2 separate regions of the Homo sapiens genome follow, and region 1 is linked to region 2. A link is a contact called in ENCODE Hi-C or POLR2A ChIA-PET data. All regions are on one chromosome and are shown on one strand. Each heading gives the region's core, a stretch centred on a gene start or an enhancer-like site at or near the end of the contact. The rest is flanking DNA. Distances are from core to core; before and after follow the strand shown.

Region 1 (2,700 bases), core at 108-2,607, 270 kb before region 2:
AGGGCAGGATAGGGACCGGAGGATGGGCCTGCAGGGGCCTGCGGCTGCTTCCGGCAGCATCCCTGGACAGCTGTGCTGGGCCTGTTGGCAGGAGGGAAGGCAGTCAGGCCTGAAGAGGTGGGTGTGCATACCCCACAAGGTGTCATCAGCTCCCAAAACTTGAGAGACTTAAGAATGCACCATCACACCTGTGTGTGGCCACACATTTTGTTCTGCAGAACTCCTAGTGCTCTGTGTCTTGGGCCTTACAGAATAATCATAGCCCACGGCCACTTTGCGTGGACAGTGGAAACAGTGCCAGTGGGGTGCTGTCACAGCCACGGATGGCCATGCCCTTCCCAGCTGGCTCCTAAAGGACACATCCCCAGAGTTTCTGCAGCTCCAGTGGCAAGGTATAGCAGGCATGGCCCCAGCTGGCTCCCAGCTGCTCCAGGCCCCCTTGGCTCTGTGCCTCTGTACACGGTGTCCCTGTCTGCTGAACTGTTCTGTCCCCACTGAGTCATCCTGTAAAGCAGCTCTCCTATGTCACCTCCCCTCGGCTGTTCTCTGTGCCCACTGCCTCCGCTGCTCACTCTATCTCAGCATGCAGCGAGGCCCTCAAGAGATCCACCCACACAGCCACCTCTTTCCCGACTGTCATCCTCCCAGCTGCCCCACTTTGTTCTCCTGGTGGCCCTCTCCCTCCCCGAATCACCACTTCTGTTCACTATATTACTTAATCATTGGGTTTCAGGATGCACTTAGTATGTACATGCACAGCCAGAAGGAAAGCTGACTCTTCCTCTTAGAAGCCCAGGCTGGCCATTCTAAAGTGGTAACAATCTCCAAATAATTCCTCAAACCCCGATTCCTTCACTGCTGTGGACACACAACCCTGTGGAGATCATATTCCTTGTTTTAACTACGACTTAGCAGAAAAATAGAAGGTGAAAGTTCATTTGGGTTATGGATGTGATAACTTTTGAATACAAGGTCACCTCCCTGGTCCCATGACAGTCCCAAACCCAGGTCCACCTCAAGCTGGAGCAGAACCAGCCTCCTCCTTCTCCCTGCCTTCTCTGGGCAGAGACACACACTTGTCCCTTGGGGCACTAGGCATAGGTCTATTGGCAAGGACTCCGAGGCCGCTTCTGCAAAGCACAGAGCCAGGACCTGCAGAAATGGCCGAAGGAGGGTGCTTTTCCTTCATCCCCTTGTCATGCACACTCATTGGAAATTTTCTTGGGCTCCTTCCAAAATAATTGATGCTTTAGGAAGGAATAGACAGATCAACAATGTGGGCGGGATGCTGAGTTGGGTCCTGAGACTGGGGGCCTGGAGTCCATGAAGAGATGTGCTCCCTGAGGAATCTTGGTGGCAAATATAACAAGGCCAGCCTCAGGTGTGGGGTTGGGAGGCGAGGTGGGGCGCTTCTCCCTGGAAAGCAGCTGCTGCCTGCTCAGGCCTGGGGAGGAAATGAAGCTTTCTGCTCATTCACTCACCTGCCAGTATGCACAGAAGGCAAACGGGGAGACAGTTTGACCGAGAGAACCATCTGTGTGGGTCAGCTCAGGCCGTGGTAATAACGTGCCACAGATCTGGCAGCTCAAACAGCAGAACTGTATCGTCTCACATCTCTGGAGACTGAACGTCTAAGACGAGGCTGTCAGCAGGACTGGTTCCTTCTGAGGCCTCTCCTCGCCTTGCCGATGGTGTCTTCTCCCTGCACGCTCACATGGTCATCCCTCTGTGTGTATCTAATCTCTTCTTCCCAGGATACCAGTCCTATTGAATCAGGGCCCACCGCAATAACTTTATTTTACCTTACCTCTTTAATGGCCCTGTCTCCAAATACACTCACATTCTGAGGTCCTGGGTTCAACGCCAACATATGAATTTGGGGGAACAGAGTTCAGCCCATCCCATCACCCCAACCCTCAGCTGGAGGGCAGCATGTCTACCCATCTAGGAGGTCACCCTGTTTCTATGTGTAAGAAGTCCAGGTGGTTTTTGGGAAACGCCATAGCTCCAGCCTGCAATGGTGCATGGAGCAGGGGCCAAGGCTGCTGATACCCTGGGCTGGCCCCGTCTTCAACTTTAAAGCAACATATTGAGAGGCTCTCTGAACTGTACACCATGTTCTTGGCCACCTGACAAGGGGAGAAATAGGACAAAGAAAGTTGTGTGATGAGGCAGAGGATCTTCACAAGCACAGGGCAAGAGTGGGGTGGGATGGGGGACTGAGCTGATCCCCGGGGGGGATGAGGGAGTGTCACACCTTCCAGACCCTGCACACCATCCTCAGCCTGCTGGGATGGCCTCCTCCCCTCTGGAGCCAACCTATCCTGCACCACTTTCTGGGTACGTCCATGCTCGTGGGGAAAAGGAGCAGATTCTCTGGCCCTTAGGATACCTGAGCTTGTCCTAAGCAGCCAGTTTGGACCTGCACAAGCCTGATTGACTTCAGGATGTAGCCAGACCACAGATGGTGGCCTTCCTTCTTCGCTCTATGTCCTTTCTTATGCACGTGGATCTGAAGCCCTTTGCAGCAATTTTTAAAGGGAAAAACATAATTTTTTAAAAAATGGCATGGAGCAGCTGGGCGCAGTGGCTCACACCTGTAATCTCAGCACTTTGGGAGGCCGAGGTGGGTGGATCACGAGGTCAGGAGATCGAGATGATCCTGGCTAACACGGTGAAACCCTGTCTTTACTAAAAATA
Region 2 (2,700 bases), core at 66-2,565:
CTAGGCCTTCCTGGGCGAGCAGCCGCTCCAGACACTTGCAGAGTCCTCAGCTCGGACCAGCCTGGCCCTGCCGCCACCGGGCCCCTCCTCGGGAGGCCGCGCCTCCTCGCTCTCCAGGCGCCCCCCCCGCCTGCCAGTCTCCACGCCGCACTCGGGCACCCTCGGAGGGCCCCTCCACAGAGCCAGCCGCGCTCTAGGCGCCCCGGGGCGTCACCACGTCGATCAGACCAAGGTCCCCGCCGGGCTGTCACTCGGGGAGGGTGATGCTGGGCACCCAGTCGTTAACGCTGCGGCTCTCCTCGCAAAACAGGCTGAGCTTCTCCAAGGCGGGATCCTTCCAGGCGTCCTCGTTGGGGTTCTGCGGAGAGAGAGCAGGGTCAGCCTGGCTGGCCGCGGGCCGAGGCGGGAACGACACTGGGGCGGGGACAGGACGGGACTGTACTCACCGAAATGAGGATGCAGTGCAGGTCGCCCGGCGCACCCGCCTCCTCGCCGGCGCCCACGATAGCCGCCAGCCGCTGCACATCGCCCACGCGCACTATGTCGATGTCGTTCTCGCAGCAGAAAGCCTGGATCAGCGTAAAATGGATCTGCAGCGCGATGTCGCCCTCGTCCTCCTCACCCGCAGCCAGCACACAGAAGGTCACATTGTCGGGGTCCCTGCGAGGGCAAGGCGGGGACCTAGGTCAGAACCGGCTAGCCGAGTTCTCCCGCCGCCACCCCTCCCATCCGCCAGTCTCCTCGCCATTCACCCCCGCCCCTGTCTCCCAGCCTGGGCCGCGTCTACACTTACACGTTCAAGACTTTGGCTGACTCGTAGACGCCGGCAGTGAGGCAGCCCTGACGCTGCGCCGACAGCAGCAACTCATGCAGCGCTTTCCCGGCACCCTGCATCCTGCGGAGGAGCCAGCGCAGTGAGCGGGAGCCGGCCGGAGGGCGCGGCGGAGACCCCAGCCCCGGCCACCGGCACACACCCTTGGCTCCCCAACTCCAACCACACTCCAATCCCGGCTCAGCGCCTGCACCCCGGCTCTCCAACCGGGATCTGGCGCCCGGACCCCCGCGCTCCCCTCCTACCCCGCGGATTCCCACCCTGGAAAACCCTGACGGTCGCCGACCGACCAGCGGCTTTCTCAGCGCCCTGAAACCCACCTGGCTGTGCTTTCCGGAACTGTGTCCTGGCCGCGGACTTCTTCCAGAGTCATAGTGCGATCAACCAGCAGCTAGTTATCCACAAGCGGAGAGCGCGGAGGGGACGCGGGCGAACACACTGACAGCCAGAGCTCAGCACGGCGCGCCCACCACCAGCGAGTGCGCCCCTACTACGCTGCGCGCCCTTATATAGGCTGGTGGGTGCGGCGCCGCCAGCTGGCGCGAGGCTGCGCGCCTATTGGCCGGCACCCGCTTTCTGATGTAAATGAGGCGGCGAGCCAGCGGCTCGTGCCAGAAGGCCACGTGGGGAGGGGTGCGGGGGATGACAATGCCTCAAATCTGCCGCTTTTGTTGGGGTGTTACCAGGCAGACTGGAGCCTGCAGATTTCATCTCGCCTGGCTTTTTTTTTTTTTTGAAGTCCTTAAAAGGAAAAAGTAAAAAAAAAAAAAAAAGAAAAAACCCAACCCACAAAAACCTTGTTTGCTTATATGATGCTGCAATTTGCGAAAAGCACCTTTATAGAAGCAAAGGGATTTTTTTTTGCATTTTGTATTGCTACCTTTCTATTTGTTTCTTTTCTTTAATTTGAAGTCTATGAGACTGTTGCATTGGAGCCAGAAATTAAGGTAAAAACAGGTAGCGCCAGTTAGAGGCTTGCAAAAGGCAGTGGGCACAGCCCCCTGCAGCTGACCACTAGCGTCCCGAGCGCGCTGGTGATGCCTGCCAGGCATACTCAATGTGTACATTGAGCCGTCTCTGGAAGATCCCACCCCACCTCCCCGCCCTTGGCCGAGCGCGGCGGGGCGCGGGAGACGGGGGCGGGCGGGGACGAGCAGATTGCGGCCGGCGCACGCCGCTCGTTTGCATTTCTATGGAGGGCGCACAATAGCAGAGGTCTGGCGTGTGGCGGTTTGCTGTAGGGACAATCGAGGCTTTCTCTTCATAGCAACACTGTCCACCTGCCGCCGGGTGGGGTGGGCAGGACCCCGCCGCGCGTGGGGGTCGCCGGGCTGCCTGGCGCGTGGGGTCGAGGCTGAGTGCCACTCCGTGGTCCCTGAGTGCACGCCCCCAGTACTGGCCCTGCTACAAGTAATTCCCTTCCATCCGTTCCTCGCACGGGTGCCGAACAGCCGCGCGAGTTGGGAAGGACGGAGAGCTGCTGTGCAGTCTTCGCGGCTGGACGCCCTGTGGCCGGGACCCCGCGGCTGCAGCCCCTGGAGCTTAGGTAATGCAGCTCGGAATCTTTCCCGGGGCGCCATCTGCAGGCAGGTTAAAAAGATCCTGAACCCCTTTTGTCCTCCCCTCCCCCCAACACACACACCCTTGCATTGGCCTGGCGCGGGGGAAGGGCGGTGGAGAGGGACGGCCACGGAGCTGCCCGGCCGGGCCCAGTGAGCCCTGTCCAAGCTGCGCATAAATAGAACCCGAGTAAGGGCTGCAAAACGCATTCAGGTGGGACTGCAGTTACCCTGGGGAGTAGAGGGCAAAAGGAAATTCCCATCCAGTACTGATGGAGTAAGAGCCCCTACGTCTTATACCATGTTGAA

What was found. A loop is a pair of places that touch in the nucleus more often than their neighbours do. ChIA-PET counts read pairs that join two places held with the same protein, here RNA polymerase II (POLR2A). Pooled maps may share reads with other maps.
Region 1: a map of heart left ventricle shows a loop between it and region 2 (13-fold over the local background). The contact joins the enhancer-like site here to the promoter of GADD45G in region 2. A Hi-C loop is called at or near these places in 28 of 168 maps with a recorded cell type or tissue (CD4-positive, alpha-beta memory T cell, OCI-LY7, Right ventricle myocardium inferior and 12 more), 8 of 37 single-sample maps with no recorded cell type and 28 of 50 pooled maps. POLR2A ChIA-PET finds 5 or more read pairs at or near these places in 4 of 52 experiments (MCF 10A, RWPE1, SK-N-SH and 1 more).

Annotation. Positions count from the first base shown.
Region 1 is chr9:89,876,708-89,879,407 of GRCh38, reverse strand. No RefSeq gene overlaps it. Among named protein-coding and RNA genes, the nearest start is that of MIR4290, 150 kb to the left of the region's middle. Within about 2 kb of position 1,357, at least 11 of the 41 ENCODE cell types and tissues checked have a DNase peak (open chromatin) inside an H3K27ac peak, as active enhancers do; they include gastrocnemius medialis, heart left ventricle, heart right ventricle and 2 more, where a contact is called at or near this core.
Region 2 is chr9:89,603,627-89,606,326 of GRCh38, reverse strand. GADD45G (growth arrest and DNA damage inducible gamma) reads right to left here and starts at 1,315. Exons shown (of 4, transcript NM_006705.4): 1 at 1,153-1,315; 2 at 794-895; 3 at 447-660; 4 at 1-358. The coding sequence starts at 1,205. The coding sequence ends at 248. It overlaps LOC105376139 (a long non-coding RNA gene), which reads left to right and starts at 1,311. Exons shown (of 2, transcript XR_930105.3): 1 at 1,311-2,700. RefSeq lists a silencer at 1,946-1,995 and an enhancer at 1,606-2,504.